Regions from separate parts of the Mus musculus genome. Here regions 1, 2, 3, 4, 5 and 7 are each linked to region 6. Evidence: chromatin loops called from intact Hi-C (ENCODE). Cell type or tissue: left cerebral cortex. All regions are shown on one strand. Region 1 holds the start of Kdm3a (lysine (K)-specific demethylase 3A). Region 2 holds the start of Rnf103 (ring finger protein 103). Region 3 has its middle 2.4 kb from the start of Mir8112. Region 4 holds the start of Chmp3 (charged multivesicular body protein 3). Region 5 overlaps Reep1 (receptor accessory protein 1). Region 6 holds the start of Rmnd5a (required for meiotic nuclear division 5 homolog A). Region 7 holds the start of Immt (inner membrane protein, mitochondrial).

Evidence for each region. A loop is a pair of places that touch in the nucleus more often than their neighbours do. Peaks named below come from ENCODE experiments on the same cell type or tissue, not always from the same donor. Only the 100,000 strongest peaks of a DNase experiment are listed, where the experiment ranks them.
Region 1: a loop joins it to region 6, with 3 times the contacts of the local background. A loop is called at or near these places in 6 of 42 quality-filtered maps.
Region 2: a loop joins it to region 6, with 6 times the contacts of the local background. A loop is called at or near these places in 17 of 42 quality-filtered maps.
Region 3: it touches region 6 in a loop (2.3-fold over the local background); 3 of 42 quality-filtered maps call a loop at or near these places.
Region 4: a loop joins it to region 6, with 3 times the contacts of the local background. A loop is called at or near these places in 10 of 42 quality-filtered maps.
Region 5: a loop joins it to region 6, with 2.9 times the contacts of the local background. A loop is called at or near these places in 8 of 42 quality-filtered maps.
Region 7: a loop joins it to region 6, with 7 times the contacts of the local background. A loop is called at or near these places in 2 of 42 quality-filtered maps.

Annotation. Positions count from the first base shown.
Region 1 is chr6:71,631,587-71,635,586 of GRCm38, reverse strand. Kdm3a (lysine (K)-specific demethylase 3A) reads left to right here and starts at 2,670. Exons shown (of 27, transcript NM_001038695.3): 1 at 2,670-2,749; 2 at 3,008-3,090; 3 at 3,316-3,531. The coding sequence starts at 3,346. In left cerebral cortex, a CTCF peak has its summit at 2,043; DNase peaks (open chromatin) are centred at 2,095, 2,570 and 3,306; H3K4me3 peaks cover 2,249 bases; H3K27ac peaks cover 2,180 bases.
Region 2 is chr6:71,491,941-71,495,940 of GRCm38, reverse strand. It overlaps Rnf103 (ring finger protein 103), which reads right to left and starts at 2,064. Exons shown (of 4, transcript NM_009543.3): 1 at 1,053-2,064. The coding sequence starts at 1,278. In left cerebral cortex, a CTCF peak has its summit at 1,842; DNase peaks (open chromatin) are centred at 217, 1,189 and 2,024; H3K4me3 peaks cover 2,512 bases; H3K27ac peaks cover 1,987 bases.
Region 3 is chr6:71,267,254-71,271,253 of GRCm38, reverse strand. No RefSeq gene overlaps it. Among named protein-coding and RNA genes, the nearest start is that of Mir8112, 2.4 kb to the left of the region's middle. In left cerebral cortex, a CTCF peak has its summit at 2,119; DNase peaks (open chromatin) are centred at 385, 813 and 2,159; H3K4me3 peaks cover 394 bases; H3K27ac peaks cover 361 bases.
Region 4 is chr6:71,542,311-71,546,310 of GRCm38, reverse strand. It overlaps Chmp3 (charged multivesicular body protein 3), which reads right to left and starts at 2,459. Exons shown (of 6, transcript NM_025783.4): 1 at 2,278-2,459. The coding sequence starts at 2,322. In left cerebral cortex, no CTCF peak of the experiment used is centred here; DNase peaks (open chromatin) are centred at 1,989 and 2,453; H3K4me3 peaks cover 1,894 bases; H3K27ac peaks cover 1,569 bases.
Region 5 is chr6:71,802,194-71,806,193 of GRCm38, reverse strand. The region is part of intron 6 of Reep1 (receptor accessory protein 1); the gene reads right to left. Among named protein-coding and RNA genes, the nearest start is that of Mrpl35, 20 kb to the left of the region's middle. In left cerebral cortex, a CTCF peak has its summit at 1,906 (motif pointing right); a DNase peak (open chromatin) is centred at 1,954; H3K27ac peaks cover 2,181 bases.
Region 6 is chr6:71,439,211-71,443,210 of GRCm38, reverse strand. Rmnd5a (required for meiotic nuclear division 5 homolog A) reads left to right here and starts at 2,574. Exons shown (of 9, transcript NM_024288.2): 1 at 2,574-3,213. The coding sequence starts at 3,072. In left cerebral cortex, CTCF peaks have their summits at 1,432 and 2,097; DNase peaks (open chromatin) are centred at 2,450, 3,128, 3,446 and 3,771; H3K4me3 peaks cover 2,501 bases; H3K27ac peaks cover 2,474 bases.
Region 7 is chr6:71,829,797-71,833,796 of GRCm38, reverse strand. It overlaps Immt (inner membrane protein, mitochondrial), which reads right to left and starts at 2,477. Exons shown (of 15, transcript NM_001253681.1): 1 at 2,282-2,477. The coding sequence starts at 2,326. In left cerebral cortex, no CTCF peak of the experiment used is centred here; DNase peaks (open chromatin) are centred at 1,996 and 2,498; H3K4me3 peaks cover 2,182 bases; H3K27ac peaks cover 1,228 bases.

The sequences.
Region 1 (4,000 bases), 190 kb before region 6:
TGAGGCTAGTCCTGAATTCTTGATTCTCCTGCCTCCACTTTCCAAGTGCAGAGATCAGTGGGTAAAGGAGCCATCGTGCCTTGTTCTTTTTATTCATTTATTTATTTTCCAATTGAAGTACATTTAAATTATTTCCATTTTTCTTCCCACATCCACTGGATGTGACTACTAAAATAAGTGATCTTATCCTTTCTTCCAGTCCATATTTGTTAGCAGTTTTCTCAAGATACACACAGGCACATACTCATATACATACTCACACACTGGTTTCTAGGAAGCTTATAAAAGTTTTAAGCTCATGAACATTCAATGTCCTTTTAATGTTTCTGGCATCTCTGGCTATCAGGAATGCAATGAAAAACAAGAGAGGGTAATATGGGAAAGAATATTATTAAAATGGATTACATATGAAAATGTTCAAATAAAATCCATTATTTTATATAATGATTATAGTTAACAGCAAAAACCATGATTGTTTTCTAGTAACTCTACTAAATAAAAGAACTTTCCATCTATGTAAGTATTTTTTGTTGTTTTTTTGTTGTTGTTGTTCAGATTTAGTAATAGGACTTTGTAAGTTCATAAAGTACACTGGATATCTCTCCAACTTTTCTTGGTTCTGGAATCATGAATAAAACAGAAAAGTCATGTGTGTGTTTTAGTAGAATTTATGCCTAAAACAAAAATGTCTTTTGTTTTAGTAGAATTTATGCCTGTTATTTTCCAAATTATGTGTTATGTGATCTAAGTCCTCCACATTCTCTCATTTTAAAAATTTAAACTGCTTATTTCTGAGATAAATGGATTTATAGCATTTACTGTGATTATAAGCTGTCAAAACTTTCTTGTTTAGTACTATTAACTTAGTTCATATCTTCAGTTTGAATAGTTCAATAATGTATTTTATAGACCCAATCCTTTATTAATATATTTCTTCTTTTTATGCTTTTACTCTTAGTCATATACCATATAACAACATTATGGCAAGTGACATGTGATATATACAGTGGTGATCCCATAAGTTTTTCTCAGTGACTTGGTAATTTCTGTAAGGACACTATGTTATCAATGTAATGAAATCATCTAACAACCTTTTATCAGAATATATCCCTCGTATTAAATAATGTATAACTGTACAAGATGCCAATGTAGCTTTCCTTTGATTAGTCTTATAAAAATTTTACCCTAATAGTTTCAAGTTTCTTATGCTGTACTTTTCTTATGCCAAAAAAATTTTTTTAAATACTAAGTACCTCTCCATGTTTATTTATAAAATTAACCCATTTATATTTATTGTAAATATAAATGGACTTATTCCTGTCATTTTATTTTTAACCATAATTTCTTCTTCTTCCTTTTGTTTTTCTTGTTTCCATTTCTGCCTTTTGATGAAGTGGATAGGTTCCTTCATTCCATTTCCCACCTCTTAATGGTTTGAATATAATAAATCCAATTCAGTTTAATTCAACTTCAGCATTATTTAATCTTTAACATTCTGTTGTCATACATTCAAACCAAATATTTTTCAAAATAAACATCTGGTACTAATTTGCATTGTATAGCATTCCCTTATACATTTTGAATTTTTTCTGAATTCTCATTTTCACACTATTAAAACTAAATTTCCATTCATTTTATAATAAAGATTAAGTGTGATGTTAGATTAAGCACCAGGCTTCATAAAGAAGTCTTCAGTTATTCATTTCATTTTTTGATTCAACCAAGAATCCTCTGGTCCAAACCATAAAACCATCTTTTCTCTCCTTTGTCTTTCAAAGTCACCTCTTTCATTATCACTTTTATCATCAACTCCATCTACTTTCTCAATTTCTTTGTTGTTTCAAAAATCTTATATCCACTTTACATTTTCTTTTTAAAAAACCTACATCCCACATAGTTTTGAATAGATGGTTTGCCTCTAGATTTAATGAACATCGTTTTCCAGCAACTCAATGCCTTTCTTCATTTATCCTTCAAAATGGCGGACCTAGACAGTCATGATCAGTACCACGTGCGCCTGCGCCTCCAGCGGCCATTTCACCCATCAGCCCAAGCTCCAAGAGTCCGCCCCTTCTGGCGCGTGCGCAGGAGCCCCCAGAGCCTAGTCGCTCCTCCCCCTCTAACTGCGTACGCCTGAAACCGCACGTCCCAGTGCTGTCCCTCCCCCGCAGGCTGTGCACCGCCCCCGCCCCTTTCCCGTGAGATTCTTCCGCCTGGTGGAAGGTCGGTCTTCGCTCGACAGCCTACGCGCTTCAAGTGCAATCCAATAGGCGCTCATGATCCTGGGTCTCCCCATTCAGTCTTATCTGTGAGCCTGTGCGATTTTCTTTCTGGCCTCAAAGTCGATAACCGATTCGGCGGGACTTTTTTGCATAGCGCGAGGCAACAAATGGAAGAATGGAGCTGCGGCGGAGGGATCTACCGACCGCGTTCTGCGCGCTTTAATGGGGGATCGGCTTCGAGTCGTTGCTGAGAGCGGGGGGAAGGGAGGAGGCAGCCAAGGAATTGTTTTTTTTCCTCACCCCGCCCTCTTCAGCATAACCAATAGGAACGTAGAATTTCCTAGGCTGCCCCGCCTATCCCCCGCGACTCAACCAATCATCGGTGGCAGCGGCTCCGAGGGGGCGGGTCCGGGAGGCTGTGCGTGTCTTGTGAGAGAGAGCTCTTGAACCAAGTCAGAGCTAGAGTCGGCTGGGCGGCTGGGCTCTGTTGCCGCCGTCGTGGGTGACTCAGGGAGGCGGGAGGCGGGGTAAGCGCTCCGCGGGCCTCGGCTGCGGGAGACAGAGGGAGAAGGGTGAAGGACCCGCGCGGGCGGTCGCCGCGTCTTCTCGGTTCAAGGCTCAGGACGGGCGGGGGTGCGCCCGAGTCGGCGGCCCGGAAGCGGGGGGCGGGGGCGCGGCAAGTGTCGAGTCGCGAGCGAGTCCACGGCGGCTCCGAGGCCGCTCGGGGCGGGGATCGGTCGCTGAGACGGGCCCTAGGCACTAAGAGGGAGCCTTTTCTTTAACAGGGCGAGGGGACGAACACTTAGGCAAAAGCACTGGCGCCGCGGCTCAGTCCTCCCTTCTCTCTCTCAGTGTCCAGCTTTGAAAGGTTTGGAAAAAGCGAAAGTTGTTGGGGCGAGAGGGTCACGCGGCACTCGGGGGGGTGTTTGCGGGGGGGAGTGCTGGGGGGTTGGGGAGGCGCGGGTGGCAGCTTGGGGCGCGGAGTCCACCTGCGGGGGTGTCACTCCACCGGTCCCTGTCGGCGCTTCGTCTCTTCGGGCCGCCTCCGACCTCGGCCGCCCCCCATCGCATTTTGTTTTTGTGCCTTCTGCAGGGAGGAGCCCTTCCTGCTGGCGTGGAAACCATGGTGCTCACGCTCGGAGAAAGTTGGCCAGTATTGGTGGGGAAGCGATTCCTCAGTCTGTCCGCAGCCGAAGGCAACGAAGGCGGCCAGGACAACTGGGACTTGGAGCGCGTTGCCGAGTGGCCCTGGCTGTCGGGGACCATTCGAGCTGTTTCCCACACCGACGTTACTAAGAAAGACTTGAAGGTAAAAAACAAAAAGACTAAAACAAAATACAAAATCCCTAAACAAACAAACAAAACCGTCTTCTGGGGGCTGGGCAGTCAGACGGTTTTCAGTTACCTTGGTAACGGGACAGTTGAGCGCCCCTCCCTCCCTTTTCTGAAATGGGCCACTAGAAAGTTGGCAGGTGATCAGAAGGTACAGAACTCTAGACCGTGAAAGTCTTTGAAATGGGGTGTAGTGTCAAGGTGTGTTTGACCTAGAGCTCCAGTGGCCTGAGATTAATAATGGGTTTAGGATTGTTCAGACATGCTTCATTAATGCAGGCGCTGGGTCCCCTGGGACAGTCTGATTATGCCCCCAACGGGAGGCGTATTGTTTATTAGTAATAGGTTAAAGAAGTGGATGACAATTAGAATCATTGAAGGCTAGCTTGAAAGTGCTTTCAAAAAAGATGATTTCAGATGATGGTGTTCCTCTTTATTTCTTCATT
Region 2 (4,000 bases), 53 kb before region 6:
ACCTGGTGCAAACAAGAGCAATAATAATAACCACTTGAAAAATGTATCCCTTACGCAAAGGACTCCTTCCTTCTATCTCACTGGCGAGATGAGTTCTGTAACCCTTATGCTATAAGTATGTAAGTGTCAGACTGATAAACGTTGTCATCTTGCCTATCACACTATTTGTCTAGATAGTACTACCCAAGGGGGAAAAAATGGTCTTCTAAAAGGCCCCGCTGATGATATACTTGAAAGGACAAAACAAGATAATCATAAGTTTCCAATGCTTCCTACATCACCTCAGAAGGCCTTTCTTAATTTACATTCCTCTTTCAGGAAAACTATCTAAACAAGGAGACACTTTAAAGTTAACTGTATTTCCCCACCCAATCCTACCCCAAATCAACGGCTACATTAAATATTCTTTCAGCACTATTTCAAGTCTTTTCCTCAACCCATTAAGTGACGCAGAGATGCCTGTGACACATGACAAGAAAGGTAAGTCAAGATTCAAAAATAAAATGTATAATCTGCAAGAAAATATTTACTCTAAACAAGGCCAACAGCCACACAAAATGTTCACTAAAGTATAAAAAGCAATATTGCACTGTGTACACCTTACCTATAATTAAATGCATAATTTACACGTAAATCTTTAGGTCCACGTGCCTTTTGTTATTATTTTAATGATGTTTTACCCTCCTGGTAGCTTGTTTTTATTGTGGATGCAGATGCTGCTATTTACAGACTATGTTTTGTAATTTTTCCTTTCTCTATAATCAATTTCAACTGACGTTCCTGAATTCTGGGACAAATGATTCAATTTAATGATTTTTTTTTAAAGCTACACTTTCAAACTGTCATTTCCAAAGAGCCTTTGGAACACACCAATACACCTAACAGTTGTCTTTTCCAAACCGAGATTTACATATTTATTTAGAAAACGTAGACAAAGATGACCTGGGCAGCTCTCTGGAGCAGTCTGTTTAACCATTCTGGGGACCGCCTAATTCTGGGGAGTGGGTAAGAGCCAGGACAGTGGAGGCGACCTCCAGGAGCCCAGCACTTGCCTGACTTCTCCACCAGCTCCCGAACATCTTTCTTCTCCGGCAGCCCGGAGTAGCCCAGCCCTCGACACTCCAGAATGGTCTTCAGCTTCTTGAAGCTCAATGCCACCGGATCCACCAGCTGAGTAGCAAAGATGCCAGTCTCGTACCACACAATGGCCTCAAAAAACCTGGCCAGGACGAACAGGACCAGGAAATACAGGAGCAAGAAAAACAGCTTCAGCCACATCTTCGCCCTCTTGGCGTCGCCAGGAGCCGGGACGCCGTGGACAAGGGAAGGGGATCGAGTGCGGGGCGACAGAGCGCAGCCTGGGCGAGGGCAGCGAGGGCGCGCGGCGGTCACCGGCGGGCCATCCCCGCGGGGAGGCAGGTGGATCGCGGCGTGCGTGCGACTGAGAGCCCCGGCTCTGGCCTTGCGGTCAGGAGCTGAGAAAGGGAGAAGGGGGGACGTTCAAACGCACCCCACCCATCGAGCTGCGGACGGCTGGAAGAGGGCAAGAGCCCACCTGGGGTGACCGGGAGGCAGCTCCGAGGGACTGCGGGCCAGCGGAGGGCGGTTGGGGCCGGACTGAGTGGTCCAGAGGGCGCGGTACTCGGCTGGGCCAGGCCCGGGGCCCGGCGCGCCCAGCGCGGGTTGGAGTGACCGCCGCAGCGCCGCGCCGAACGCCCAGGCTTCAGGCCCCGGCGGCCGCCCAGGCCTGGCGGCAGCTCCAGGTTCCCGCGGGCGGCGCCTATCAGGCCCCGCGGCCCGCGAGGGGGCGTCGCGGCGGCTCCCGCTGAGGAGGAGCGCGAGACGACAGTCGTGAAGGGAGGAAAAAAAGAGGAAAAAGCAAATAACGCTAGGCCCCAACGCGGCTCTCCCGGGCGGCTTCCTGTCAGCTGCGTAGCCGCGCGGTGCCCAGCCCCGTGCGGACGCGCCGCGCCAACCGCGGCCACCGTCCCTGCCGCCTCTGCAGGCCGCGGCCGTCGCCCCCAGAGCACTGGACCCGCTGTAGCCGCGGCCCCAGTCAAGACATAACAACTGACGTCGGCATCGGGGCGGGGTCTCGGCAGGGGCGGGGTTAGAAGCCGCGGGGTGCAAGGGGAGAGAGGGGCTGCGGGAGGCTGGGCTGGGTAAACCTTCCGAGTTACTGTGCTCTCGCGGTCCCAGCCCTCTGATGCGCTGATGTTTAGTCACTGATTTCAGTCCCAGGATTGGACATTGGACCCTGCGACACTGTGCACCTTTGTGCTGAGCGTGAAAAATAAAGGCTGCTAAAAGATGTTCGTTTTTGTTTGTGGTTTTTGTTTTGTTTTGAGACACTGCCTTATTAAATAGTCCTGGCCCGCCTGGAACCGCTCTGAACACCAAGCGGGCCTCAGAATTCAGAGATTGCCTGCCAGGCATGGAAGTGCTGGGATTAAAACCGTGCACCGCCGGGCGTGGTGGCGCACGCCTTTAATCCCAGCACTCGGGAGGCAGAGGCAGGCGGATTTCTGAGTTCGAGGCCAGCTTGGTCTACAGAGTGAGTTCCAGGACAGCCAGGGCTACACAGAGAAACCCTGTCTCGAAAACCCAAAAAAAAAAAAAAAAAAAAAAAAAAAACCGTGCACCACCACACCCACCCAAATCATCAAGATCTGTAAAAATCAGAATCTGTGTTTTAAGTCCAGTCCCTGTCAACCGCGGATGCTTTTGGGTTTTTCTTTTGTTTAGTTTTTTGTTCGGGGTGGGGTGGGGGGGAGGGGTGGCACAGCTGGCTTGAGGTGCTTGAGGTGAAACTCTGAAAACAGATGTTTTTCTACCTTTGCTTTAGAATGCGATTTTCACATGTGTGTTGGAGGAGGTATGGCCAAAAAGAATTTTAGTATGTGATCCAGTTGTGGCTAGTCTCCTAGAGGGTTAAAAAGTAGACAATGAAGGTCTGAGTTGTCAGGACAAAAGTTGTTAGGTGTGGTTAGGTCCAGGTGCAAAGGTCTGTGTGTTTTAGCCAGCCAGAAGAACTCATATAAAATGAGTTTGACAGGCAAGCGTATGGTACCTGGTTCCGTGTTTATTTAACTCTAGCAGGGTCATGTTCTCTCTCTCTCTCTCTCTCTCTCTCTCTCTCTCTCTCTCTCTCTGTCTTTCTCCCTCTCTCTGTCTTTCTCCCCCACTCTGTCTCTCTCTCTCTGTTTCTGTGTGTGTGTGTGTGTGTGTGTGTGTGTGTGTACGCGCGTGTGTGTGCATGTGTGCGTGTGTGTGAGTCTTCTTGATCAGGAAAACAAGTAGGAATTCCAGGTGAAATGTTAGCCAGCAAGGAAAAGCATGAACAACCCTAAACCAGGGGTGAAATTTTTAGGGAGAGAGTGTGACCCTCAATCAGGGAGCAAATGAGCCATGGAAAACAAAGAATGGATCATAAAATGTAGACAAAGGATAGTACCCCTTTATAACGCAGTTAACAAAGGCATCTCGGTGTACAGCTAGTGGAGGAGCTAGGAAGGAAGAAGCCTAGGAGCAGGGTGGGCAGGAATGTACAGCTTCAGACTTACAGAACAGTGTGGTGGTTTTCCAGGGCAGCAGACCACGTGGAGACTGTATTAAACTGTTCCTGCTGACAGACTTGGCTCTGTAATTTCAGCATTCTTGATTTCACAGTATAGCACTGTTATATGGTGGCATTGCTAGTCAAGTCTAAACACATAAATGATATGCCTTGCCTCGAAGGAATGCATTTTAGTAATAATAGACTCTGTCAATACACAGAGGCAATAACAGAAAAGAAGAACAGGTAGGGAAAGCTGGGTGGATGAGCTGAGGATGGAGCCAGACAGGCTAGAGTTTAAAAGTTAAAAAAATCAAATCATGAGAGGGAAGAGGAGAGAGAGGGAGGAAGGGAGGGAGGGAGGGAGAGGGAGAGGGAGAGGGAGAGGGAGAGGGAGAGGGAGAGGGGGAGGGGGAGGGGGAGGGGGAGGGGGAGGGAGAGGGG
Region 3 (4,000 bases), 170 kb after region 6:
CCCTCTTAGATTATACACGTTCGTGCATAGTATTCCTCAAAGCACACACACGGTATGCTCACCATACACGCTCCTATTACATAGATACAACATCACACAGGTACTACTAAAGTATATTTTAGTTTTCTTTACATGGTCATTATTTTGTGTGGAGCGGAGTGAGGGTGGGGCTCCTTTTACCTTATGCACCCCAGAAGTCGAACTCAGCTTCTGGGGCTTGGCAGCACACCGACCCATGTGTAATAGGGTCTTACTTTAGCTCAGGCTGGTCCCAAGCATGGATTGAAGTAATCACTTAAAAACCTCAGATGGACTGAGAAGCCCAGAGTTGACTGTTGACTGCTGAAGCTTCTGATAAGGAGATCCACATACCAGACCCGCTAGCCTCTCCCACTTCCTGACTGCAGGGGAACTGACCTGCAAATGGAATCTTCCAACCCCAAAGCTCCCTCCCTCCGCCTCCCCCCCCCCCTTTCAGTCCTACAAAACCCAACCCCTTACTCCCCAACACGTGCCACTTGGGCATAGTCTCACTTCCCTGAGAGACTGCAGCCCTTCAGTTCTGATTAAAGATCAGTTCTGTTTCAGGAGATGTCTGTCTACCCTTCATTTCCACTCGCCTTCACCAATCCCTTTCTATCATCTCTCAGTCTCGCAAGGGCTGAAATTTAACGAGTGAGCCAGGAAGCTCCACTAGGGTCTTTGGTTTTTAAAGCCGAAGACTGCTTTACTCCCAGGCTGGCCTGGAATACAGGATCCTTCTACCTCAGACTCCCAAGTGCTGGAATTAGAAGCCCCTTCACCCACTGGACCATGTTAAAGGCCCTGCTTCCGGTTAATACTACACTACTGTGTAAGTCAACAGGCTGCACTTGCTTCCGTTGCCAAGCATTGCCACTCCCCGACTGCCTAATAAACTCCGTCCGTAAAAGGCTTCACACAGAGACAAGCAGTCCATTAATGATTCCACGCTTATTAATAACACAGGGACAAGAGAGAACCTGAGGTTTTGGTCTGTGCTGTAATTAGACAACATATAATGGGCTATTATGTGAGTGACTTTCTCTCTTCCCTCTACCCTTTAAAAATATTTATTAATTTTATTTTTAAAATATTCTGTATTACATAAAAACTTACAAAGAAATAGAAACGTGGTGTTCCTAAAGATCTGCTCATAATCGTGTGTGTGTGTGTGTGTGTGTGTGTAGTGTGTTTCTTTTTTTGGCTTTTCGAGACAGGGTTTCTCTGTAGCCCTGGCTGTCCTGGAACTCATTTTGTAGATCAGGCTGGCCTCGAACTCAGAAATCCGCCTGCCTCTGCCTCCCAAGTGCTGGGATTAAAGGTGTGTGCCAGCCACCACGCCCTGCGTGTAGTGTGTTTCTGTGTGGAGACGGTATGTGCCCATGTGTGTGTGTCCTAGGAGGTCAGATGCATCAGATCCCCTGGAGACATGTCTGGTTATAAGTGGTCTGATGTGGGTTTTGGGAACCTGACTCAGGTCCTTTGCAAAAGCAGTACAGAGCTCTTAACCTTTGAGCCATCTGGGTAGCCCTTCACCTTTATTTTCAATGCCATTCCCCTTGTTTATTTAGCACCCCCTTAATTCAGTCTCTAAACGTTCTCGTTGGTCTCTCACATTGCTTATGGCACAAATGGATGAGCCTAGGAGTGTACGAGCTCTTCCTGGCCTGTTTAATATTGCCAAGCACTCTGACCATCCTATTATTAGACTCAGCAGGGGCTGGCAAGCATTTTCTGTAAAAGGTCATCAGTAAGCACTTTTGGCCCCGCTGGTTCCAAGTTTTCTAAGGGACATAGCCACCATGCTACAAATACATCTGTAGGAAAGACGTGAGCAAGTGAGTGTGCTTGCTTTCTGATAGTTATATTTAGAGTAACAGAAATTTGAATTTTGTCTAGGTATTTTGCTACAAAATTCATTTGCCTCCCCCCACCCCTCCACCAAACCATTAAAGACAGTAAAAACTATTTTTACTTCACAGCTGTAAAGGGCCCTGGAAATCTTATGCCCTAAATGAACTTTAGCACCAAGTAGAAAGGAAGTTGAAGGGTTGTGCCTTTTACTAACGTATAGGAGGTGAAGCACTTGCAGCTCCCTGGATTTGCCAATAGATGGTGATCTTTCTGAGTGTGTGTGTGTAGCTCAGCCAGTGGGTCTTTGACAGAGAGAACTTTGGAGGTTTTGCAGGGTGTGGTAGCATCCTTCTATTCGGCCAGGCACAGCAAAAACTTATTGCAAACTGTACTGGTAACATTTCCCCTTTACTTTTGGACTTTTATACCTATCCATACATATTCCCTAAACTGTGACATATATAACTGAGGAAACACAATTAATCACCCTCCCCAGGCCTCTGAGGTGATCAGTTGGAACAACAATGTATATGCACAGTGGGTACAGCTAAAGTTCTAAGTGCTACAACAAGCATCTGGAAACACATTCTACCAGAAGTTCAGGTCAGCAAGACGAACTCCTTCTTCCATTAGGAGGCTGTTTACACAGGAGTGGGAGTATACTGGCAATCCCAGCAATTTGGGAGGTTAATGCAGGACAATGACAGTTTTTAAAGGAGGAGCCGCATCAGCAGCAGGAGCCGCAGCAGCTGCAGGAATCTGAAGCATACCTAGGCTTTGTGATGATCTACCATTATCTCCAAAAAAGCCCTATTTTTTCACTACCTTTGAGAATATAGTCCCAGCTGGTCCCTTCCAATCACCAGCCCAACAGCTAGTGCCAGTACTCACACTCTCGGCGATGCTGCTGTGTGTCCTAGGGAGCAAAGGACAACCTTAAACAATAAAGACTCTGCTCATCTCCAATTCCCAGAGTGACAAGAAGGTAGCACCTGAGTGACATTAAACCCTGTTCCTTAATATTTATTTTTATTAATTTGATATTACATTTGTAAGTATGTCTCTGTATAGACACGTATACATGAGTCCAGGAGCTGTCAGAAGCCAGAGGTGAAGTGTCCACCAAGAACTAGAGCTAGAGTTGGTTGTGACCTTGTAGCATAGACACTGAGAACCTAACTGGGGCCCTCTGCAAGAGCAGTATAGCACTCACAGCCTGAACCATCTCTCCAGCCCCTAGAACTGTTATGTTATCATAGAGAAGATTTTAAAACACTTTAATATATTCTGGGGTCTTTTTAATGAATGTGTCTTCTTGTTGATTAAAGAAACAATTATATCCCTTTTGTTCAGCACTCCAAGAAGAAATGCTTACTGCATTATAAAGTCACGTTAGAGACTTCAGTTCCCCTTTAGAGATTTGTGTACCCAGATTTGTCAACCCCGGTTTTAGCTTTCACTGTCATAGTGAATAGGTTTGGAAGTGCAAAGATCTGACCACCTCTGCCTCCTTCTGTAGTTATTCTACCCAAACATATGGAAATGAGCCTTCCATACTGCCGCAGACCCTCTGGGCCCCTTTGTCTGCATGGAACAGCTCTCTAGTCGTGGGTGGGCAAAGCATCAGATGGAATGACAGACCGATGCACACAGGAGAGGTTGTGTAGAATCTGAATGTAATGTCAAATCGAGCATCAAACTTTTTATACAGAAGAAAATAAGGAAGTTGGGTGACACACTCGCAAGGTACAAAGAGGTTACTGGATTCTTACATAAAACAGAGGAATGCAAACACAGAAGGTCTAAGGGAACCACCTGGGATAGAATTCATTGTTAACAACAGGGTTCAAAAAGGGCTCCACCTAAGATTCACTTAATCTTAGAAGCCAGGGTCAAGGGCTTCGTGCCCTTGCCATAGTTCCTATTTTAGTCTATTGTATAGTCCACCTTCCCCCTAGGCCATTGTAAATACGTGTGTATGGGTGTAACTCAGCTATAGTTCTAAGTATCTATTCTGGTTTCTCCTTAGGTCTGAAACTTCCTTCTTCCTAGGTGATGGTAAATTCCTGTGTAGGGCAGTGCCTTAGCTTTTATTCAAAGTGATAGTGTAATACCAGAGGCAATT
Region 4 (4,000 bases), 100 kb before region 6:
CTTGCTCAGCCTGCTCTCTTATAGAATCAAGACTACCAGCCCAGAGATGGTTCCACCCACAAGGGGCCTTTCCCCCTTGATCACTAATTGAGAAAATGCCTTGCAGCTGGATCTCCTTTCTCTGTGATAACTCCAGCCTGTGTCAAGTTGACACAAAACTAGCCAGTACACACCCAGAACTATTTTTTAACATGTACATAGTACGAAGTTCACACTTCCTTGTGAGACTTTTTTTTTTTTTTTCGAGACAGGGTTTCTCTGTATAGCCCTGGCTGTCCTGGAATTCACTTTGTAGACCAGGCTGGCCTCAAACTCAGAAATCTGCCTGCCTCTGCCTCCCGAGTGCTGGGATTAAAGGTGTGCGCCACCACGCGCCCAGACATTCTTGCTAAATTAGTTTAACTTGGATCTCATCAAGTTTACATCCAACTTCCATTTCACATAAAATAACACACCGGAAAAAGTTAAGGGCAAGACACAGACCTTGCAGGATGATGAACAGCCAACTCTAAAGTCTTTACTTTTACAATGTTACTTTCATTTTTAATGTGGGGATTAAATTTTTAAAACGAATGCATGGTAATGTCTCAGAAACTACAACACCCAGACTTTCCCGAAAAATCTTTGCTTTCTGAGCCACTGTCTAGTCTGCCCTTGAACTCTTGCTTTCAGGAATGTCCTGAAAATGACCAAGCAGCTGAACTGCAGGCCACACTGCATCTCTTAAAACCTTTTCTTATTAAGAACTTTCATTCACCTGTTACATTTTGCTCTCTCGTATAAAACTGAACATGTGGAACTTAAATGAGACAAGCATACAATTTCACTTCAGAACATTATGTAGACCATTTTGTGGTATTTGTATACTCTTCTTGAAGATAAGTAAATCATTACTAGTGTGTGGCTTTAGCTTTGTCATCCATAAGTTGAGATAGTCTAAAGAAAACAGTCTTATTACTATTTAAACTTATGCCTGGTATGTACATTACTCGTTTAACGTTTCCATTATTTTAAATAATAAGTGTCATTGCTAAGAATGTAATGTCAATTTCTCCTCTAGTAAAGTACCCCTCTTAAAAAAAAAAAAAAAAAAGAACACGCACCGGAAAATGGCAACGTTAATTAGACTGGCTTGACAGCTACACTTCCATAAGTGAACTAAAGGTTTAGAAGGACAAGTTTGAGTGCTGTAGAAACAGTGCTTCTCAAAGGTCAAGGCACATTCTAACCACTCGGGATAGTCATAATTTAAATCTGATTTAGTAGGTCTGGAATGGGACCCCACAAGTGCTATGTGCTGGGAGCTGGTACTGTTGGTGCGACTACTGGTGGTCAGTAATAAGGCTGGGTGTGTAAAGAATGCACCTTCACGCTGGGCGGTGGTGGCGCATGCCTTTAATCCCAGCACTTGGGAGGCAGAGGCAGGCGGATTTCTGAGTTCGAGGCCAGCCTGGTCTACAAAGAGAGTTCCAGGACAGCCAGGTCTACACAGAGAAACCCTGTCTCGAAAAAAACAAAAACAAAACAAAAAAAAGAATGCACCTTCACTACCACTACTAGCTCAAACTTCACATCCTTCAATGGTCAATTACTGCGGTAGCACTCTTCCTACTTGACATAGGAGAAGTCTCGGACAAGTTTTTCGAGATCAGAGAGCCGAGACGTCTAAAAGTAGGACTCAAACTTAGGCGGCTGATACTTGGTTTCTAAAATAACTCAATTGATAGGCAGATCTAAGGATTCAGAGTAGGATCCGAACTGTTTTCGGTAGCATCCTTATGGGTAGGGCCTGAGAGAACTGAGCTTCTAGAATAAACACAAGTCGGGCTTCCCTGCACACAGAGGAGAGCGAGAAAAGGACCTGCCTGGCAGGTGCCTGGACTTTTTGGGGGCTCCGACCCGGTTCACCGCACACAACCTTCCGGTCTAGGGCAAGTCCTCCGGGTGGTCTGCAGGCCGGCGCGGGGGCGGGGCTTGCGCAGGAGAAAGGTTCCGGGCGGCCCGTACCACCGCGCGCAGGGGAGAGAGTGCTTCCTCGGGGCCCGGCGGCGTGGCGCCTCCAGCGCCTGGGGGCGAGGCCGAGGTGCTCCTAACCAGGCCCTACACACCCGGGTCGGACGCCGAGCGGCCAAGGCGCGCTTCTCCTCACATCCCAATCCTAAACTCTTCCCTCGGCCCCTCGGCAGAGTGGAAGGCCCCGGAAATAGGGGCCAGCCTGAGAGCGCAGCTGGCTGTTCCCACCTCCGCTGCGGAGCTTCCCCGGTCGCTGGCCCTTACCAGCTCTTTGGGAGGCTTCTCCTGGGTTTTTCCAAAGAGTCCCATGATGAACTGAACTCCTCTTACCCCTTCCGACTTTCCGTTCCCTGCGCCCAGGCAGGTCACGGGCAGCCGCCTGGGCGGGGCTGGGAGGAAGGGAATCAGACGCCCAGAGAAGGGCGCGGCGGCAGCAGGGCTAGTACGCACGCGCGCGGCGCAGGCGCAGAGTTAAGTTGGGTGGGGTTCTACAGTGTGGATGACACCATTGCTCATAAGGGAGCTTAAGTGAAGTATAGAAGTAACTCTTAAGATATTTATTGCCTACACCCAAAACCTGTCAGCTAGCCCAGAAATATATATCTCAACGCTGTCACGCATATTTACAACCACTTCCCAGATATTTGTGGATGGGTTTCTCTTTGGGTCCGTAGTCACCTCACAGACTGCAAATCTACACACCTACTCGAAAACTTGACATCGCCTTCTTTCCCCTTTGTAGGAAGTCTTAAAAGTTCTAGCAGTGATCTTATGCTGAAGCTGGAGAAGAAGGGATTGATTCAACAGATTATAACATTTGTTTCGCTTGTAAGATTAAGGTTAAACAGACCTGCACGAGTCAGCTGAAACTAACTTTTAAAGAAGAGATAACAAAAGACTTGCATTCTGCACACATTAAAGAAATGGATTCATAGACAAGGAACTGTGCAAGGAAACTTGGGCCCCTGGAAGAACAGGAAGCCACTTCTACAGCCTCATCTTACCTTTAAAAAACAAACACCGGGGAAATCTTTTTTAAAAAAAACCCTATTTTCTTTACTGAAACTTTAATGATAAACATAAATATTCTCTAATGGAACAGAGGCAACCTGGGTCCATTGTCTATTCCCTCTGGGAAGGAACCAGTTAGTATATCTTACAGTTAAGTCTGCATATGTTCTGGCTTTCATATCATAGCTTTCTATAAATTGTAATATGGCCACTGGCTGGGTGGAGAGGAAATCAGACTCCTAATTTTCTTTATTATTTTTAAAATGTTATTGTTGGAGAATTTCATTCATGAATGTGATATGTTGTCCACATCCATTCCTCTGACTCTTCCCTTGGCCTTTACTGATTTTTGTTTCCTAATCTCTTTTAAAACACAAAGGAACTAAACTGGCATACTTATGGCACCTGCCATCCACTTTGCCCATTTTAATTCACACTTTCACCCGGGTGGGCACCAGGTACGAACATGAAGCGTTCTGTGCCTGGCTGTGCTGCGTCTTCAGGTGGATGCTGAATTCCTTCTGAGCTTTGGCCTTCCTTGTGTTTTGTCAATGGTCCATTGGTTTATTCTGAACTGGTTGGATACCCTGTTATTTTGTTCTCATGCAGAGGGAGGGTTTGTTTACTTTTGTTTGTTTTCAGAGTATTTGTTTATTTGCTACCAAGCCAGCCCTTTCCTCCTACCACTCCAACAACTAATTCTCCTTGCTTTTAGCAAACTTGCCTCTTTTAATTTAGAAAGTCTGATCATAAAGACACTATAGATAAGAGGTATTCTCATATCGGGGTACTCGAACACAACAAAGGGAGGGTCAGAAGAATCTCCCCAGCACAAGCAGTAGCCTCAAAGAGAAGCCCAAGACAACAAGTCCCAACTCTGGTTAAAAGCTCAGTTGGAAAGACCCACATAGGGGATGACCACATTGTCTTCAGCCCTTCTACGTTCCATTAAATTTACAGGATAAATCTAAGTCAC
Region 5 (4,000 bases), 360 kb before region 6:
GAATATGAAATGATCCATCTTGTCCAGGAATGTGAGGAACTCCTCCATCTGAGGTGGTTGTAGCTTCCATCTCAGAGAGAACAGGGATGCTAGGAGCCTAGGCTTATGAAGGGGAATGTTTCTGAGCATCCTGTCTGATTCTCACCAGGGTCTCTAATTTTGTGTGTGACCGGAATCATGACTTTTTCACAATGGACCCGCAGGCCATCAGGTTTAGTAGATAAAGAACCAGAAAGGAATTGAGTGGCTTTTCCCTGAGCCTGTGACTAGTAACTCTCCACCTTTGTCACAGAACACGAGTCACAGGCATGGTCCTTCTGCTGCCAAAGCCCTGTCTATATCCATAATTGGCCACAGTGCTAAGTATATTGTTTCCTGATAACTAAAGAACTGGAGCTGGAGGAATAACTCACCTGGTGAGGCACTTACTGTCCTGGACTCCATGGGGTATGGACTCCATGGGGTAGCTGCACACACACACACACACACGCACGCACGCACGCACGCACGCACGCACGCACACATACACACACAGATCTTGGCAGGTAACTGGTGGTTTGTCCTACCTGTTTGGAGGGAAGTCGTTCTTTCCCCTAAGCACTCAGAAAGTGTTGGGTATCACAAGTAATGTCATTCTCAGGACCCCCAGATCTCTAGTGCAAACACATGTTCTAGCCCACACCCCCAGACACTATGTACCTCCAGGGGCAACTCGCTCCTCCTCGGTGCCTTATACTTGTACATGAACTCCAACAGGTCCTCCTCCTCCTCGTCAGAAAACGCCAGTGGGTTTCGGACCTGGTGGGGCTCCCATGACTTCACACCACCCTCATTCACATCTCCCTCAACCACTTAATGTCCATCTAACAAAGGAGACAAAGGACAGCGAGAAGGGGTCAGTGTGGAAGGGAGCAAGGATGGCAGGAAGGGTGATTAGGTACACAGCACAACAAACCTGTTAGGACAGCCAGGGCCCCCTATCTGAAGAAGCCGTACTGTCTTTAGGGGGGACTCAGGAAAGTGAAGGTATAAGTGGAAGCCTTAGCAGAGTGTACAGAATCAACTGCAGACTCAGAAGCCATTGAACAGCTCCCAGGAGGATAGAAGACACTTCCTTAACTCTGAGACTTGCCATGCCCTGTTCTTAGATCTGTGACTGGACAATGGAAGAGTGGACAACAGAAATAGCCTTCTCTGAAGACAAGAACTGTGCCTCCGAGGGGTGATGCTTTCTAACTCGTACACACAGGAGATGCTGACAGTGCAGTACCCTTGTCTATGCAGCACCAGGCATCCTGGAAGAGACAGTATGTAAAATGTAGGCCTAGAGACCTAATGGATGCAGATTTTTCATTTCAAAATACCTGGTGCTAGATAGAAGAGGACCCTCATAAAGATGCAAAATCTGAATGTATCTCCCACCCCACCCCCATGCGACAGCAAGATTCTTACTTCAGTGAAACTTGAATGAGCTATAGGCAAAGCTCCAGAATTAAGTTGGCCCATTGAATGCAGCCATGTCATTGAGCCAGAATGTCCTAGCTTAGGCAGAATGCAAATTACTTTCTGCTATACCCAGTTTATCTCGAATCCACGGACACATGGTTCTATTCTTGGTCTGTTATCTTCATCCAGAACATAGTTCTATTCTTGGTATGTTGTCTTCATCCAGAGTTACAGAAGATAGAGCTAGAGGGTCCACAACTCATCCGATTCCACCACTCTGACGTCTACATACAGACTCCTGAGCTCTTGTTGGGACACCCTGCTACTGCTTCTAAAATCCTATTCAGGCGCAGAACGGGCTAGTTGCTGTGTAACAGTAGTCCTTGTGGAATTAACTAAAAGCTGCAACTAAGAGTGTTTCGTGTTTCCAGTTTCCAGTGCTCCATAGCAGCCAGCAGAGGGCAGCATGAGCCCATAGCTGCTGTCAGCCGGCCTTATAGGGCTGAGCCGTGGGTGGAGAGCCATCTGCTCAGGCTGTGTGAGCCTTGTCAGCCTGACATCATAAATTTGCCTTGATTTTTTTTTCTTTCTTTCTTCACTTTGTGCCTCTCGCAGACTGTTTACTCCGAGTATAGTTGCTTTCTTGTCCTTCCCTGCCTAAATCAGCTTGTTGAACTTGAGAGCAGTAATGCCACCTTTCTTGAACACTCTGGTCTTCCAAAGTTGCCTGAGCCCCAGATAATGCCTAGAATCTATACCCTGCAGCTCCTGCCATATGCCCTGGTTCTCTTGTGGGCCACAGTGTCTCAGCAGAAAACATCCTGAGTTGTGGGGCTGTGGCTGCTCATCCCTTGTCCTCTGAGTGTCTGAGGAAGGCCTGGGCACTCAGCTGGTCCGGATCATCTAGTGATCTCAATGGAAGCCTGTTGTCATTTTAGACAGTTCAGCTCTGCTCCACACTGGAGCATGGCTCTCACTAACCAGGACATCCCTCTAGACACAGATTCCTCCTGTCTGGAAAGAAGAATAAGGTCCAGACCTAGTTAGGACCCAAGGCTCTCAGGCCAAAGTAAAAATGCAGAAGCATCCTGGCTAGCTCCACCCCTCAAAAACCTACATCTTCAGGATGAGTTCATCCTAGCTGAGTTTAGACCTCTGAACAGGTGTGTGCTGTTCCCTTAAATGAAGAGTTTTCCCCTGCCAGTTGTTATGATAACCCAGAGACACCGCAGGATCCTTGGGTATATAATTCCTCAGTCTGCCCACCAGAATGTCCTGAGGCTGAGCATCTAAACCACACACTAACCACAATGATAACCACCTCATAGGTGGGCATGCATGCCAGTACCCCTAACTCTGGGAAACGGAGGCAGAAATTTTCTTTGGGTTAGCCTGGGCCACAAAGTGAGTTCCAGGCTAGTCTCGGCTCCAGTGTGGAGACCCTGTCTCAGACACAAAAGCAAAATAAAACGAAGAAAGAAACAAAAATCAGGGCCCATCTCGGCACTGAAACTCTTAACAGGGCTTTGTGCATGCTTCCCACTGCAACCTTGAACAAGAAGCGTAGTTTGAAAAGAAGTAGTTCTGTGACTCCCAGGAGTGGCGATCATTACAGATATCTAGGCAGGAGTAGAAGCCTGGCCTGATCTGGGCAGAGGCTGGGAGCACAGGAGGCCAGTGTGGGTGGCTGGGAGACAGAAAGAGAGACACAGAACCCTGCCTAAAAACACCCCAATTGTTAGGATGGTCCTGTGTGTCTGCCAAGTGTGCTGTTGGTATTTACTATCTTTTTTTTTTTTTTTTAAGATTTATTTATTATCGTATCCAAGTAATCTGTAGCTGTCTTCAGACGCACCAAAAGAGGGCATCAGATCTCATTACGGATGGTTGTGAGCCACCATGTGGTTGCTGGGATTTGAACTCAGGATCTTTGGAAGAGCAGTCAGTGCTCTTAACCACTCTCTTAACCATCTCTCAAGCCCCGGTATTTACTGTCTTATCTTTACTTTTCTGAATGATGGAAATCAAATCCAGGCCATTGCACATGCCGGGCAGATGCTCTACCACTCAGCCAAGTCCCTAGTCCCTTGTTTGTATAATCTGCCTCACTCTTGGGATAGCCATGCCTCTGAGTGCCAATGCACCATGGACGCTGGTTAACTGTATTTCCCTCTTCAGGGTGTGAGGAATGACCAGGCAGCATGCATTTACAATTTTCTCCTGATCCTATCTTCCTTTCTTCTCACTTCCCACTTTCACTTTCTTACTTTGGCTCACTGTTTCTCACACACACACACACACACACACACATGCATGCACACATACAGATACACATATGCATACATACATTCATACATACGTGCATACACACATATACTTTTTGGAACAAGCAGCAGAGTAAATAAGAAATAAGTCACACTGGATTTGTCCACACTGAGGAGTGGTACTAATCTGATAATCAAGGACAAGTGACTGGGCAGGAAACTACAGAGTGTATCTGTAGATTTGCATAGACTTGTGATCTAATATGTCCTCTGCCCAATGGCTAAGACTC
Region 6 (4,000 bases):
TTTTCTCAGTTGAGGTTCCTTTTTGTAAATAACTAATATTGCCAAGTTGACAATAGATTAGCCAGGCCAACACACAAGGTGTAGTCAACTAGATACTAAACTATGGGGCATGTCCATGTTGCATGAAGTCCTAGTAATTTTACTGTGGTCATGGTCTCAATCAGCACTATTAGACCTCTCACCATGGAGGGAGATATCCTGATTAGTCACCGTAGCTTACTGAGAATCTGAAATGTGGTTAGTACACTTAAGGAACTGAATTTTTGATTTCACATGAATTTTAAGTAGCTACCTGGGATTGGTACTTTGTGTATCTGTGCAGACTCAGGTGTTATCAATAGATAGAATTTGTCCTGTTGCTGGAAGAGAAAAATCTGAAAGCTTATGATAAGTAATCAGCATGGGGCTTGGCATGAATGAGCCGTGCTCGGCTCACACTGAGAGTAACAGTGCTGGGTAGTAGGATGGGGCTGTGACAGGTCACACTGGGCATCATGCAGCTCACTGGATTTGAAACTGCAGTTAGTGAAGAGTCATTACTTCTGATTGGTAGCTAAGAATAGCTCTTACAGCCGGGCGTGGTGGCGCACACCTTTAATCCCAGCACTTGGGAGGCAGAGGCAGTCGGATTTCTGAGTTCGAGGCCAGCCTGGTCTACAGAGTGAGTTCCAGGACAGCCAGGGCTACACAGAGAAACCCTGTCTCGAAAAAAAAAAAAAAAAAAAAAGAAAGAAAAAGAAAAAGAATAGCTCTTACATGCGCCAGGCATTATGTTGAAGGTCTTACATGGATTATCTCATTTATTTAGTTATTCAAACAACTTCTAGGAAAAAAAAGGGGAAGAAGAGAGAGAGAGAGAGAGAGAGAGAGAGAGAGAGAGAGAGAGAGAGAGAGAGTGTGGGTGTGACTGAAACTATCAAGGAGATCCTTGGTTCAAGGGGAAGAACAAGGTTTGTCTGTGCAGTGTGGCAGCTAAAGAAGGAAACAGCTTCAGAGGGGTCAAGTGAAGGTTGCTAAGTCAGGTCCACTCCATCCCCAAGCAGGAAGAACTAAAGTACAGCCAGGCAAGGACGCTCTAGACAGCAGTAAGATGATGCCAGGCACCCTCGGGCTTGTTTTACAAAGGAAGAGGGCCCTTTCTTCTTTTGGATGCCTGAGTATTTTCACAAAATGGATGGTAGCTAGAAAACCTTTTGAGGAGAATGGCAAGATTGATGGAGCTAAAAGGTTTTTTATTTTCGAGAAGTAGGAATCAGGGCCATCTGCCAAGAAAGAGGACTAAAAGCAAATGGCGTGATGAGGGACAGAAAGGAGCCCTGAAATACCATCAGCTGAACTTCCAAATATCCAGGACCACTAAAGGCCATCATATATAACCACCCGCCCACTAGCTGCCACATTATAAAAACGGAAATTGAACTTTAAAAAGGTTACCACCTGAATTAAAGGAAAAGAAAGACTGTCCACCAGGGTGCTGGCTGTGTTCTAGAAACAAACAGGCCACAACAAAAGGGGTTACCCTTCATAGTATTACTTAAGTGGTGCAACCAAAACAAGCAAAACTCCAAACAATTATTATTTTAGACTTTGACAAGTGATGTGTGAGAGAAAAAAAAAATTGTGCTGTAAGAGATACAATGAATTGATGGAGAAAATTCGGGGAGGCAGAGGTGATACAACCATGGTGGAAGTAGGAATGCTATGAGCAGGCAAGCAAGCTGGCAACTGCAGGCCCAGGAAGGCGGACTCTCCCAGGCCCAGGCTGTGAGGCAGGGACTTGACGAAAAGCTAGTAGGGTAGAAGCCTGGTGAGCAAGAGGGCACAGGCCAAGGCCAGAACCCCGTGGTAAACCAGGGCAAAAGCCCTACGCCAAGGTAAGGGCAAGGAGCAAGGGCCAGGTTGCTCAGCTCGCCCACGCGTGTTCGTGACCGCCGCCAAGATGCCCAGCACGTGGACAAGGCGACAGGGAAGGCCACTTGCAGGCCGAGGGGCGTCAAGAACGAGCCAACGCTGGGCGCGGGCCATCCCTCTAAGAGCTACCACCTTCCATCGGGTTAGTGACCCCGCCCGGGCCCTCCGCCACTAGGCGGCCAGACAGACATCCTTTGGCCCCGGAGGTGGGCCTCTCAGTCGAAACTCCGGCCAAAATTCCATGCGGAGAAAACACAAATTGCAATCAGGGCGAAATCCTGGAGAAAACAGCCCCGTTAATTGCTGTCATGTTTCCCCTCGCGGCTTCCCAGTAGAAGCGCCAAGCTCCGCTCTTCAAGCCAACCCCCCTCCAACAGCGAGCGCATTGGTTTGGCTCCTCAGTCTGGATTGGCTGAAGTTTTACGCCTCGGCCCAGGATTGGAGGATGTTTGTCTCGCTCCTAACCCCCGCGTCGATTGGTCACTCTTCTGCTTCTGGGCGGAGCATCCGGGGACGGTTTCCACCCTCTTGTTTACCGGCCGCGTAGTTGACGCTATCGCTAAAGTTCCCTGTTCAGCTGCGCGGGCCAATTGCGTCGCTCGCCCCGCCCTCGCCCCGCCCTCGCCGCGCTCCCTCACGGCCTCCCGCGTGGTACGGCCCACACCTTCAGAACGCCCGCGCGCCCTCCGCCCGTGCTCGCCCGCTGCTTCCCCCTGACCCCTCGCCGAGTCCGCGATTGGTACGGCCCGCGCCGCCTCCTCCGCTCGTGAGGGAGGCTCGACCCCCTCCCGGGCCGCGGCTATTGGTGCCGCCCGGGAGAACCAGGTCATCGGCCGGTTCCCGTGAAAACAAAAACAATCGGCGGCGCCGCCGAGGGGCGGCCGAACGCGGCGAGCCAGGGGGGCCCGGGGCGAGACGCGGCGCCGGGTAGGGCGGGCGAGCGAGCGCGAGCGGCGGGGCCGGGGCGCCATGGGGCGGGAGGGCACAGGCTGCGCGGGGCTCCCCCGGCGCCGCGGCTAGCGCGCCCGTCTTGCCTTCGCCTCCCGCGCCGCCCGCTCGCCGCCTTGGGGGAGGAGGAGCAGGACGCGGCCTCGGTGGGGCCCGGGCCGAACCACTGCGGACCCCCGGGCGCCGGGGAGCCGAGCGCCGCGGTCTCCGGCATGGATCAGTGCGTGACGGTGGAGCGCGAGCTGGAGAAGGTGCTGCACAAGTTCTCGGGCTACGGGCAGCTGTGCGAGCGGGGCCTGGAGGAGCTCATCGACTACACCGGCGGCCTCAAGCACGAGATCCTGCAGAGCCACGGTGAGGGCGGGCGCGTGGGCGCGCGGGGGTCGGGGCCCTGCGCTGCGTCTGCTGGTCCCCAGGCCGCGGCGACCCGCCCGGAAACGCGGTGGCCTGGGGCGGGGCTGGGGGTCTTGCGGGGTCCTGCGGGCCGCAGGTGTGCGAGTGATAACGAGGGTCTGCGCAGGACTTTGTCTAGTTTTCGGCCTCGCAGACTTTTCTCCCTGATGGTTCTTAGTTTAACGTTCTTAGCTGTGGGTTGGTTTCTACATCATCGGCTGCTGCAACTTCAGAGTTGGACTGATGTGGGCAGGCAGTTCTTCTAAACTCTTCCTAGGAAGCCGGCCGATTTAAACCATTCAGCGTCCCTGCTGTAGCCTCTGTACAGTCCGACCGGGCAGATGTCGAGTTGCTAGTTACTTACCTAGTCCAGTTTGTACTTGTTAATAATCCTTTCAGAAAACAGCTTTTCCGTAGAAGGTGTTTTGCCTACGTTATTTCATCAGTGGCCCTACGTCTTGTACCACAGATGCCAAGGCTAACTCTGAGAAAGAGTTTTGTGTTTTAAAAATAACACTAAAGGTCTGGTACCTTGGAGCCACAATGCTGACTCTTTCTGAATGAGAGATAAAGGACTTGTAATATTATGGATTTACTCAAGAGTCCGGGCCCTTGTCAGTTTTGTGGGCTGAACAGAAATTAAAGGGATATTTATTAGTCAGGGAGAAATGAGGATGTAGCAGGTGAGATTAAGGCAGTGTTAGCCCTGCCTCTCCTCTCCTTTCCTCTACACCTTTATTTCCCAAAC
Region 7 (4,000 bases), 390 kb before region 6:
ACATGAAAGCAGATGAAATTTGCCAAAAACTGGAATCATTTGGTAAGTTGATAAAAAACAAATTTGAGGGGTTGGGGATTTAGCTCAGTGGTAGAGCACTTGCCTAGCAAGCACAAGGCCCTGGGTTCAGTCCTCAGCTCTGGAAAAAACAAAACAAAATTGAATGTAAAAACATAAATGCAAAATTGAGAGGAGGAAGAAGGGGAGAGAGGGAGAGACAGAAGGGGAGGAAGGGAGGTGGGAGAAAGAGAGAGAGAGAGAAAGAAAGAAAGAAAGAAAGAAAGAAAGAAAGAGAGAGAATGAGAACACTCAGGAAAATAATCACAGAAGATTCACAACCTGGACTGGGTATGAAACCGAGGAGAGGTAACCAGCCAGGCCGCAGACATAGAATAGTATAAATGAGACATATAAGATACTAACTAGTCAGGGGACAAGCCCTGCTTAAGACCTAGGCATTTATTCATGAATAATAAGCCTCCCAAGTCATTACACAGGAACAGGGCCATAAATGGAAAAGCTCACTTATATTTAATGTTCTTCCAGAGGACCTGAGTTCAGTATCAGTGTCAGGGAGTCTACAACCACTGATTAACCTTAGCACTGGGGGATACAGTATCCTCTTCTGGCCTCCATAGGTGTGTACATGTACACATATTCATTCATTCACACACACACACACTCTCTCTCACTCTCTCTCTCTCAGACAGACAGATAGACACACACACAAATAAGCAGCAATATCAAATGCTACAGAATGAATGAAGAGGTAATGACAATAAACCTATGAATTTGTTGACAGTGACTTCAGGGAACTTTAAAATGTTTGTTGAGAGCTAGAATACCATTCATGTTTTAGTCTCTAACTGAGCTCCCCAAAAAGAAATCTGAATTAGGGAAGTTACTCAGGTAGGGCTAGTCTAGTAAATAAATCAATGAGAGAAGAGATGTTGAAGTAAAGACAGAAAGAAGCACATGGTAATACTAAATGTGTTGTGTTTCGTGTTTGGTGTTAGGAATGGCCTGTAAGTGCCTTGTGGCAAGAAATTGTTAGAAGGTTCTAAAAGCTGAGAGCAGCCACCTGCAAGACACAGGAGAGAACATGGACTTTAGTGCAACACCTGAAGGGGCTGGATTTAGCTAATTATGAATTTGGAGGAAGTAAAAAGTACTATCTACAAATGAGAATCAAAGCACAGCTAATACTTCTCAACAAAGCCTTGCATGACTCTAAGCTGAGACTCCACAACACTAATGTCCAGACTACTACAAAAACTGGAAGATAATCAATGAGGGTGTAGTTACAGGCTGCTTAATGTGTGCTGTTGGATAAATACCAACAGAAAACTAATACGGGGCTCACTTCCCTATGCAAGAGGCTGAAGGACAAACAGTAAAGCAAAAATAAAGAACAAAACTGCTTAACTTCAATCATCTCAGGATGACCCTGTCTCGAAACTTTATCCAATTACTGCTCAAGTTGCAGCATGTTCCTCATAACCTTTCAAGTGTTAGTTTTCTAAAACTTCTGAGTAATGGAAATGGGGTTTTTATTTTCAACTGTAGAAAGTTATACTGACAGTTATGAAAAATTAAAGAGAGACAAAACAGGGCGCCTAAGATACCTGAATGTCAGACATGGTTCCAGTGCTTAGAGACACTGATCCCCAAGCTAATCTCAGAAATAAGCACAAGGTCATGACTTCTGTCCTCCTTCAGCACCAGAAGTTTAAGCTCGAGAAATGAAAAATCTTTCACCTTTTACTATAAGACTAGCTCAAAGGCGCTCTCGGCTACGGAAACAAAAGGAACCCACTCCCAGATTAACAGCAACTTTGACCCCTAGGCTCTCCACCAGTCCAGGAACCTGCTTATTAAAGATGCAACAAGCCCTGAGAAGCAATCCCTGCTGGGAACTGTAGTTCTCCCGCGCCGACCTTCACGATTGGAAACCTATCACGTGCCCAACCGGCGGCCCAGACGCCAGCAGCCAGGATTGGTCCGAGACTGAGATAAGGAGGTACTGATTGGATACCAGGTCCCTGAAGCCACGCCTCAGCGGCACACCCGCCTCCCCGCGCTCCACACCCCAGCCCGCTTCTTCAGCAATAACCCTCGAGTCATTCCAGTCCAGCGGCCGCCCTAGAGGACTGCCTCGGTTCCCCGCACTAGGGGTGGCTCTGCCTGGGGGGGGTGCGCATCATGGATGCCTCTCACGTTGTCCGTTGGCAGTCCGCAGTCAGCGTGACCACGCGCCCCTTCGGAGAGACCCCACGCTCACCTGGGCCGCGACGGTCACGCCGGATAACTGACAGGCCCGCAGCATTTCTGCCGAAGCGACAGCGCTGCTGGTGGACGCGGGAACGACCGCGGCCGCACGAGAGGAGGGCGTGCGTGCTGGTGTGCGTGCCCGCGTCTGTACAGCCTAGCTGCGTCCGGCGCACCGGAAGGGCCACCGGCACCACTGCGCACGCGCCGCCTCCTCCCCTGCTACAGCCGAGGCGGCTCCCTGAGGGTGGGACTCACCCCGGCTGCGAAAAGGGGAGTAAAGCGGTGATTGGCGACTAGGAGGCGGAAGGGCAGGTTCTCCTTCCGGGTCGCGCTTGGGCGCTAGTTTGTCTGCAGATGACCGGGTTACTAGGTGAACTGGCCGGAGAGTGCTGTGTAAAGTTCGACTGTGACTCTTAGAATTAAAGCGTTGGTGAATTAAATTAGAATTAGACTCTTAGAATTAAAGGGATGGGGAGGTGGATCCGGTAGGGACGCCTGCTCCCAGTCCTGACGACCTGAAATTTGCGACCTCTCTGGTGGCAATAGAATCGATTCCAATTAGTTGTCCGCTGACTTCTTTATGGAGCTGAGGCACACGTATGCCTACAGGGTTTTTTTTTTTTTTTTGGTTTTTTTTTTTTTTTTTTTTTTTTTTTTTTCTTTTCCAAAGGGTTGCTGAAGAATAAGCGAATGTGCTGAAGGCATCCTGGGGCAGAATGTGTTTCCGGTGTCTTTAAATAGTAGAGAACGGATAGGAACCCAAATTCTAAGTTCAGGTTTTTACTTAAGTCACACCGCTTTTTTTTTTTTTTTTTTTTTTTTTTTGCCACTTTTATTTTATAAAGATGATTTCGGTCGCAGTTTTGGGGACGGTTTGGAAGACTCTTCCAAGCGTTCTGAGTTTAACAATGTGTTAAAAATTGACTGTCGTTAATATTCTATGTAAATTCCACTATGATTATGTGGTTCTCTTACCATAATAACATAGAAAAATAATTTTCAAAATCTGTTGGAGGCTGGACCTAGTCGTGCATGCTTTTAATCCCAGCGCTAGAGAGGTAGAGGTAGGCAGATATCTTTTGAGTTCAAGGCCAGCTTGATCTACAGAGTTCCAGGACAGCCAGCTGAATATATTGAGACCCTGTCTTGAAAACCACAAAACAACAAATCTGTTTGCAAAATACTTACAAGCCATAAGTAGGTGATTTGTTATGATACGATACAGATAAAAAAAAGCTGCACTTTTATTTTCATTTATAAAATAAATGAAGTCCAGTGTTGTGGTCACACTGTAAATGACAGCACTTGGGAGGCTGTTGCAGGATTGGACTACATAAATTTCAAACAAAAAACAGGAAAGATTTGAAAAATATCAAAAATGTGTTTATGTTCTATATTATCTACGTTCTATACATGCCAAGCTTTTCAGAGCACTTCAGTAATGTACTTGTCGATCTTTGTCATGTCATCATTCGACAGCCTCCAGTCCTCCCATTTTCTTAGTAAATCTAGCAGTCTGGCTCCATCCCTGTTCACCGCTGCTCTGGTTCTTGCCAGCGTGATAACGTCTCGCACACTGTTGACCCGGGGCTGCTTTTGTACTACACTTCGGACCTTGTACTACAGACAGTCTCCTTGGCTTTAAGATCTCATTCTTCAGGGCTGGAGAAATGGTTCAATGTCTAAGAGCATATATTATTCTTGTAGAGGACCCAGATTCAGTTCACAG